Regions from separate parts of the Homo sapiens genome. Here region 1 is linked to region 2. A link is a contact called in ENCODE POLR2A ChIA-PET data. All regions are on one chromosome and are shown on one strand. The core of a region is the stretch at or near the end of the contact, and the rest is flanking DNA. Distances in the headings are between cores, read along the strand shown. Region 1 overlaps MYO18A (myosin XVIIIA). Region 2 holds the start of RSKR (ribosomal protein S6 kinase related).

Region 1 (4,447 bases), core at 1,379-3,878, 530 kb before region 2:
GTTTCCATTCAGTCTTGGCTTCTGCTCCCAGCTGGGTATTAAATTGTGACTACAGTCCCCTCCTCCACCTCTTTTGGAGGCCTAGGGAACAAGGCAAGGCATGTGTGGATAGGAGTCTAAGCAGACTCTGGGGTGAGGAAGGGAGACAACAGCAGGTAGGCGGGGGCATCATCTGAAGGAGGCATTGGTAGAGGGACCAGGACACACTGAAAGGGAACCTCTAGACCAGACCTGCCCAACAGAACAATTTGCAAGGGTAGAAATGGTCTATAATGCTATCCAACTTAGTAGGAACTGAACCTTAAATTTTATTTGATTTTAATTTAATCAGAAGTATCCTCATTGTTTCCATTTAACTGGAATTTTTTCTGAGACGGGGTCTTGCTCTGTCACCCAGGCTAGAGTGCAGTGGCACCATCACAGTTCACTGCAGCGAACTCTTGGGCTTGAGTGATCCTCCCACCTCCCCCTCCCAAGTTGCTGGGACCACACTTGGCTAATTAAAAAAAAATTTTTTTTGTAGAGACGGGGTCTCACTATGTTGCCCAGGCTGGTCTTGTGTTAACAACACCTTTGCAACCACAGCAACTCCTGACCTGTGGGCCCTTGCCTGGGGCCCCCTCTCTCCTCCTTTCTTCCTCCTCTCTCCTCCCCAGATGAGCTGAAAGCAATTCCTGCAGCCAAAACTAGCCCTTCCAACCAACTTCATGTTTGACAAGCATCTGTTTCTACAGCAACAATAAGAGCTACAGTTTTGGGATTTTGAAGAAAATGGGCGGGACAAAGGGTAGAGGATCCTCTATAGGGTCTTTCAAAGGCACAGAAGAGAGACCTCAAAATCAGTCATCAAAGGAAGACAAGCGATCTTGCTGCCTAGACCTCCCAAAATGTTGGGATTATGGGCATGAGCCATAACACCCGGCCAGCTTCAATTTGAATAGCCACTCATGGCTAGTAGCTACCATATTGAACAGTACGGCTCTAAACAGCTCCCAGAAAGAAATAGTTGGGTGTTCTTGAAGGTTTGTTTCCTCCTTCAGAGTCCCCCTGGTAAGGCAGGGGATGGTGGCATTTCCCCTTCCTCTCAAGAAGGAAGAGCTGTCCTCTCTGGCAATTTCTACACCTCAACCACCACCAGCTCTGGAATCCTAATGCCCCAGGGCCAGCAGGTCCCTGGCTGTGTGCCACCACAACTGGGGCAGCGCTTCCTTTCCTCGCCAAGGATGTCTTCTGCCCAGCTTTGTAACACACAGGTACTCACATGCCCCAGTGGATTTGGCCCAGGCTGTTAGCACAGAGGTGGTGGGTTGGTAGGCAAGGTAGAGGCTTTTGCTTCTTCCTGTTTCTATGGACATAGGGTTTGTGCTTTATTTTTTACTTCAGAGGGTTTTAGAAACAGGCCCAATAGGGGCTCCAGAGGTGAACACACAGATTCTCAAATATTTATTGGATGTCCAGTGTTACGAGGAACCTGAGGCTTGTCTAGAAGAACTTCTCTGACTTTGAGAATAAGCACCACAGGCCTCCATCTCTCACACCCAGGAAGACCTTACTGATATTTTATTTAAATTGCTGTGGCTGACCCTTAAGCTGGCTTCCTTTTTTTTCTTCTGTGGAAATGGAGAAGAGTTGTCATTTATATGAAAAAGAGAACAATGCTTCATTATGTTTATTCCCTCCTGTCTACCAGAGGGGGTGGATAGGAGAACATAGTGCATGTGGTACATTTAGGAGACCCAGAAGTGACCCAAGTCCTGATGAGATGTGGGGCAGGGCTGTGGAGGATTTTGGGAAAGGATCCTCAAGGCTGGCTCATGGCTTTGGGCCTTGGGGGAGCTTGGCAAAGCAGAGGCAATTTGGAAGTCCCCGGGGGCCATGAGGAAATCCCCAGCAGCTGAGAGACCTCAGAGAGCAGCAGGCCTGCTGTCGGGCCAGTCAGGTGGTCCCTGCAGTCGGCCGCATATGCCTGCCTAGTCTTTGGGGATTGACTCAGGGTCTTGGCAGAGAGGACAAGCCCAGGCGTCCCTACTTGGGCTCTGTGCCCGAAAAGGTGTGGTGGCACATGGCTCTGAGCAAACTGATGGGTGTGCCAATGCAGGGACTGGGTGGGTGTAGGGGCTGGGGGGAGTGTCAGAGCCCCAAGCCTCGGCGACCACCTCTGGGGCAGTGATCTGTGGCTCGCCGTCCCATACCCACTGACCTTCCTGATTGCTTGTCTCTAGACAAGCCCCTCTCTAGAACAGGCTTTCCTGGCGTCTTTTGACCTTGCATTCATGTATTCATTCATTTATTCCATCAATAAGCATTTACTGAATGCCTACTATATGTAGGAACTGTTTTAGGTTCTGGGGATAGAGCGGTGATAAAAACAAAGTGGGCACCGAGCTCATCCCTGCCTCTTCTTGCCCTACGCGTCCTGGGGACGGCGAGAGGCCATCTTGCCGCCGCAGCCCCCTCGGGCCGGAGCTCCTGGGGGACGCCTCCTGGGGGTGGGGCCTGGAGGCCGGCCTGGCGGAGGTGAAAGCGGCCCCAGCAAAGCGGGAGGGTAGATGAGAAGGGGGCTGCCACCCTCTGCTGGGCGCCAGCGGCGCTGCAGGGCGGAGCTTCCAGGGCTCTAGGCGCATGTGCTGGGCTTGGCCCCACCCCCTTGGCCCCGCCCAGGCTCCGGCTGGCCGGTGGGCCAACCCGGGAAGTGCCGCCCCGGGCCTGGGGCTGACTCGGCCCTCACAGAGCCTGACCCGTGCGTAGGGTGCTGAGTGGCTGGGGTGGCCCTGGGCATGCGCCGTTGGTCACTCCAGGTTTCCTCTCAGCCCTCCTTCTCCTCTCTGAGACCATCCCTAGGCTTCTTAAAGGGAGTCTGCCCTATAACCCTTCAGAATCCACTGGCTATCGGCACTGGTAGAATTTCATAAAAAATCTTGGCACCTCAATACCAATCGCTGTCTCCTAACACTACTGTTTCATACGAGGTGACATTTTGTTACTTACACACACACACACACACACACACACACACACACAAAAGAATAAAGGATAATTCCTCCCAAGAAAGGGAAGGGACTCCTGCGCTGGCATTTTCTTTGAGACAGGTGTAGACTCTAGTACTGGCCCTAGGGCTGGTGCTGAGGACCTCTGAAGTGGTCATCCTGGAAGTGCACCTGCCACCCTAGTGGCTGGGCCCTCCCACTTCAAAAGCAAGTGCTCCAGGCCCTCCTGGCCCTGAGCTCTGAGTGCTTTAAACAGGACTCTCCCCAACTCCCTAAATATAGTTCTATTATTGACACTTTACACACCGCAAATTTGTAATACAAGGATCATATAATTAGTACCCATTTATGGCAACAGTGCTTATAGACTTTTTTTTAGGAGTTTTGATTTACAGGGGAACTAGAGGGACAAATGGGGTCAGAGAAGTATTCTTTTGTTAAGATATATTTTGTTAAGATATATATATCTCATTGTTAAGATATATCTTAACAAAATATATCTTCCCAAGCTTTAAACCTTGGTATCTTTCCTTACTTTTCTCAATCTCCACCCAGACCCGCTTGTGCCCATTTCCCATCCTTCCCCAAATAGTCACCAAGTCCAGCTTATTTTTTCTCTTGAGTCACCCTCTCTTCCCCATCAACTGCCAGAATCCTAGGCAGACCCTTCTTATCTCTCATTTGGCATCACCTTTTACCTTGACTTCCTTTTTTTTTTTTTTTTTTTGTCACCCAGGCTGGAGTGCAGTGGCATGGTCGTAGCTCACTGTAATCTGTAACCTTGAACTCCTGGGCTCAAGTGATTGATCCTCCCACCTCAGCCTCTGAAGTAGCTAAGACTACAGTTGCAGGCCACCACGCCTGGCTAATTTTTAAATTTTTTGTAGACGGGTCTCTGTGTTTCCCAGGCTGGTCTTGAACTCCTGGTCTGAAGTGATCCTCCTGCCTCTGCCTTCCAAAGTTTTGGGATTACAGGTATGAGCCACCATGCCTGACTACCTTGACTTTCTAATGTTCTTTCACCTTCCAGCCTCCTTTCTCCTCCTCTTGCATCCTGTTAGCTCAGAATGTTTTTTGGTTTTTGTTTTTTGTTTTTAGGCAGGGTCTCTCACTCTGTCACCCAGGCTGGAGTGCAGTGGTGTGATCATGACTCACTGCAGCCTTGACCTTCCCTGGGCTCAGGTGATCCTCCCACTTCAGCCTCCCAAGTAGCTGGGACCACAGGCATGCCACCACCACACCCAGCTAATTTTTGTGTTTTTTGTAGAGATGGGATTTTGCCATGTTGCCCAGGCTGGTCTTGAACTCCTGAGCTCAAGCAATCTGCCTTCCTCGGCCTCCCAAAGTGCCGGGATTACAGGAATAAGCCACCATGCCTGACCTGCTCAGCATTCTTAAGGCACAGGTTAAATCATGCCCCATCACTCTCCAAAAGCTTGTTGTGCCTCCCATTGTTTTCC
Region 2 (4,395 bases), core at 1,151-3,650:
AGGGTAGCAACCCCAAAGACAGCTGAGACTTCAGAACGAGGATGGATGACAGCTGGTACACTTGCTTTTTCATAGGAATACCAGTGGTGAAGCCTCGGCAGCTGATTGCAACAGATGATGCAGTACCACTGGGCCCTGGGAAGGGTGTGGCACAGGGTTTGACTCGGAGTTCTGGGGTCAGAAGGTCATTTCGCAAATCGCCAGAGGTACCAAACATGCCCCTGATGATAGAAAAATGGGAGAGTCTTGAGGTCCTGTTTGGTGTGGCTTGGGATTTCTTCGGTTTCCTCTAAGTCCATTCTAGGGATAAAAGAAGAGGGAGATGTTTGGGGTCCTGAGTTTCTTCTGATGGATTCAGGGCTCACACTCCTTGCCTGCCTTTCTTAGCACCCTGTGGATGACATTGACAAGATGAAAGAGCGAGCTGCCATGAACAACTCCTTCATCTACATAAAGATTCCACAGGTTCCACTGTGTGTCAGCTACAAGGTCTGCACCTCTCAAGCACTTTGTAGAACAGGGTGGGAAGGGAACCAGATAAGATCAGAGATTCTATACAGGGAGACAGCTAGGTTGTTTGTGATGCTGAGCTGTGGGTGATAAATCTGCTGTTCCCTCTGCTCCCCTCAAGAGTCAGCATCATTACGAGGCTGAGGTAAGGGGAAATCAGTATCTGTAGGTTACTATTGTAGGACTTGGCACTCAAGTGGCTGGCTGGGACTCAAAATGGCAGCTGATGTATTCCCCACCCCTCTTTTTTTCTTTCCCCTCCCCCTCCTCTTACAGGGTGAGAAGAACAGTGTGGACTGGGGTGACCTTAACCTGGTGCTGCCCTGTCTGGAGTACCACAACAACACATGGACATGGCTAGACTTTGCCATGGCTGTCAAAAGGGACAGCCGCAAAGCCCTGGTTGCCCAGGTATCCCGCCAGGGCTCATGGCTGTTTGGCTAATGGGGCTGGCAGGCAGATCCTCTTTTCAGGAGCCTTTCATTTTAGAATCCATGAATAAATATCCTTGGGAAGGGGCAGGTGCATGAAGTGAGTGGCTTCTATGCCTACCCTCTCCATGACCTCACTCAGATTATTAAATTCAGTGTTTACTGAGTGTTTCGTATAGCACCATTGATTTTAGGGAACTGAGAGCTAACACAACCTAAAGTTTAGAAGGGGTTATAATTAGACTGTAAGCTTCTTGAAAGCAGAGACCATTGTATGTGAATTGCCCCATTGTGCCTTGGATGTGTTTAATAAATCTTTATTGTCTTGGTTCATTTTGATTTATTCTGCCTGCCCACTAATATTTACATTTTCTTTTACTCCTCTCCAATCTGCCAGGTAATCAAAGAGAAGCTAAGGCTGAAGTCTGCAACAGGCTCTGAGGTCCGGGGAAAGCTAGAAACTAAATCGGACCTGAACATGCAACAGCAGGAAGAGGAGGAGAAAGCCCGGCTCCTCATTGGTTTAAGTGTGGGCGACAAGAACCCTGGCAAGAAGTCCATCTTTGGCAGGCGCAAATGATTTGGCGATTCGAGTGGCTGCAGTACAGGATCTGACTCTGGCTCAGGCTCCAGGGACTTGTGGGGTGGGAGGGGCTTCCCGTTATCCACGAGGATTTGTGGGTGTCAGAGCCCATAGGCATCACTCTTCAGCACCTGGTCTGTTCGCTGCAGGGCATGGTGGACAGTAATGCTGAGTTCTGTCTCACACTGATCAGGCTCAGGGCCAGAGAGGCAACAAGAGAGCAAGACCCAGGGAATGGGCCCAGGGCAGGACCCTATTCCCTTGGGGTCAAGTGAAAGGGTAGGGGGATAGTCCTGATCAAGTGTGATAAATTTTTATAGACATATATAAATATATATATATTATATATATATTTCTAAGTGTAACTGTCCTTCCTCTGTGCCAGGAAACGGGAGGGGGCTGATCCTCTGATCCTCACTCCACTGTCATGTTTGAAAGAGGTATTGGTGTTCTGGAGTGGGGGTCAACCCCTCCCCAGTCTCTGTGCTAAGTTCACTTGGGAGGATGGCAGTAGGAGCCAGGGCTGGCCATGGGTCCCCTACCCTTCCCCGTAGGATATACCCTGGAGAATGGCAAAATGATTTAAAGAGAAAAAAAAAGATATTTTAAATTTGATGCTCATTTTTGTGTGTGTGTGTTGAGTGCATGCATTCAATCTGTGTATTCCTCCCTCATCAACCCAGAACATCCTGCAGCTGCCACTCTGAGGGTGGCCCCTTCCTTCCTCTGCCCTGAAGCTGTATCACAGAAATTTCTAGTCCTAGTGTGACTCTGGCCCCATGCTGATGGGTTTCTGCAGACTGGAAGAGGCGGGGCTCGTGTCACGCAGCATCAGGGAGAGGAATTGCTTATATAACTGGGACAGCAGATTTAGCAGAGAGAGGAGGCAGAGGCTGGGAATGGGAGCAGTAAGCTGTCGGCAGGGGCAGCACACCCAGCAGGGGGAACACACCCGGGTGGCTGTCCCTCACAAGGTAGGCTGTGGGGCTCTGGCAGCCTACTGAGGGGAGGAGAGGGAGACATGGGCTTGAGTCCTGGGAAGTTCCTGGTTAGGAGCATGGAAGTGATTACCCAATGTGGGGGTGGGGCAGGGAGGCTGTACTATGAAAGCATCACAGCCCAATACTGAGGTGCAGGCTGTACTCTTAATGCGTCATGGTGAAAATGTCCAACAATTATTTTCCTAGAGGATTTGAATTGTGCCCAGGAAATCTGGGGCTTAGCACAAAGCAAGGGTAATGGGAATTTTGCCTCATGCTCAAAAATGTACCTCTAGGGGTTGAGACTTAAGGGGAGGGAGTGCCTAGTAAGATGGGTGGAACCTGCTATGCCTCAGGAGCAGAAAGTTTAGAGTGGCTCCCTTGGTTCTCAGCAGGGTGGCAACATCCGGGGTCCCTGGGCCCGAGGCTGGAAGAGCCTCTGGACAGGTTTGGGAACCATCAGGTCAGATCTGGAAGAACTCTGGGAACTACGGGGGCACCACTATCTGCACCAGGAATCCCTAAAGCCAGCCCCAGTACTGGTAGAGAAGCCTCTGCCAGAGTGGCCAGTGCCTCAGTTCATCAACCTCTTTCTACCAGAGTTTCCCATTAGGCCCATTAGGGGGCAGCAGCAGCTGAAGGTAAGTCAGTGGAATCCCTGAGTGGGGTCTCAGTCTTTGGGAGAAGTTAAAAATGACCAGTCTCAACTGGCCTGTTCTCCATTCCTCTGTACAGATTTTAGGCCTCGTGGCTAAAGGCTCCTTTGGAACTGTCCTCAAGGTGCTAGATTGCACCCAGAAAGCTGTATTTGCAGTGAAGGTAGGGGCGTAGATACCACATTAGTCTCTGTTTCCAATCTTGATTCCAGAGAGGTTGGGAGGAATAAACAATTCAATAGCACTATCTATGAGTCATCACTACTCTCCTTTTATAGGTGGTGCCCAAGGTAAAGGTCCTACAGAGGGATACCGTGAGGCAGTGCAAAGAGGAGGTTAGCATCCAGGTATGCACAGAGTCCTGGAAAGGATTGTGGGAAGAGCTAGGCCACAGGTAGGGAAAGTACCTTTCTTGCCCACCTTCTTTTCCTGGTTCTGCCTCATCCATCTGCTTCAGCCTAGTTTAACACTAAAGTAGATCCTGGGAAAAGTATCAGCTCTCAACACAGTTTTCCCATGTCCTACTAGGGAAATCTCTGAAGCATGTCCCAGTGTATTCCTTAGTATTTGCTGGTTCTAGGATTACCAGATAGTCAGTTCCAAATATTGAGTTCCTCTGAACTGAGAGGTGAGGCAGCAGTTCCCCCTCTGCACATCTGGGTAAAACCTGATTTCTCAGCTGCCTTTATTCTCAATGACCCTGTTCCTCCCTAACTTCCTGTTTTCTTTGTTCCTAGCGACAGATCAACCATCCCTTTGTACACAGCTTGGGGGACAGCTGGCAGGGAAAACGGCACCTTTTCATTAGTGAGTGACTGGACTCTCTCCTCATCCCCCAGGGTCTTTGTACCATGTTCCCCACCTGAGATTACCTCTTTGGCTTGTTCTGCCTTTGCTCTGTCCCCCTTCTCATGGCACCTCTCTGTCCCAAAGGGAGGGGAACAGCAGGTGGTATCAGTTTGGGCAGGAGGCCTACAATGCCTTGAGCCCAGGCATTGCAGCTCCCAAACATTGCCTAGACTTCTGGCAATGTATGTAGCTCCACACTGGCTTTGCAGTGTGTAGCTACTGCAGCACAGATCTGTACTCCCTTTGGTCGGCTGTTGGCTGCTTTCCTGAGGCTTCCATCCGTCTCTTTGCTGCCGAGTTGGTGCTGGTACTGTGTAAGTGAAACAGTGGTAAAGGAAATGGGGAGGGAAGATTTAAGTTCGGAAGAAGGAGAGTAAAAAATTAAT

Evidence for each region. ChIA-PET counts read pairs that join two places held with the same protein, here RNA polymerase II (POLR2A).
Region 1: POLR2A ChIA-PET joins it to region 2 with 10 read pairs in T-cell. The contact joins the enhancer-like site here to the promoter of RSKR in region 2. POLR2A ChIA-PET finds 5 or more read pairs at or near these places in 2 of 52 experiments (HEK293 and T-cell).

The regions. Positions count from the first base shown.
Region 1 is chr17:29,147,157-29,151,603 of GRCh38, reverse strand. The region is part of intron 2 of MYO18A (myosin XVIIIA); the gene reads left to right. The region is part of intron 1 of LOC124903967 (a long non-coding RNA gene); the gene reads right to left. Among named protein-coding and RNA genes, the nearest start is that of MYO18A, 31 kb to the left of the region's middle. RefSeq lists enhancers at 1,709-1,758, 1,779-1,968 and a silencer at 2,349-2,828. Within about 2 kb of position 2,628, at least 39 of the 41 ENCODE cell types and tissues checked have a DNase peak (open chromatin) inside an H3K27ac peak, as active enhancers do.
Region 2 is chr17:28,612,190-28,616,584 of GRCh38, reverse strand. It overlaps RSKR (ribosomal protein S6 kinase related), which reads left to right and starts at 2,400. Exons shown (of 12, transcript NM_001174103.2): 1 at 2,400-2,498; 2 at 2,897-3,145; 3 at 3,240-3,323; 4 at 3,439-3,507; 5 at 3,898-3,967; 6 at 4,219-4,323. The coding sequence starts at 2,424. It overlaps BLTP2 (bridge-like lipid transfer protein family member 2), which reads left to right. Exons shown (of 39, transcript NM_014680.5): 36 at 76-206; 37 at 388-489; 38 at 787-921; 39 at 1,339-2,139. The coding sequence ends at 1,521. It overlaps SPAG5-AS1 (SPAG5 antisense RNA 1), which reads right to left. Exons shown (of 3, transcript NR_040012.1): 3 at 1-300. RefSeq lists an enhancer at 4,036-4,395.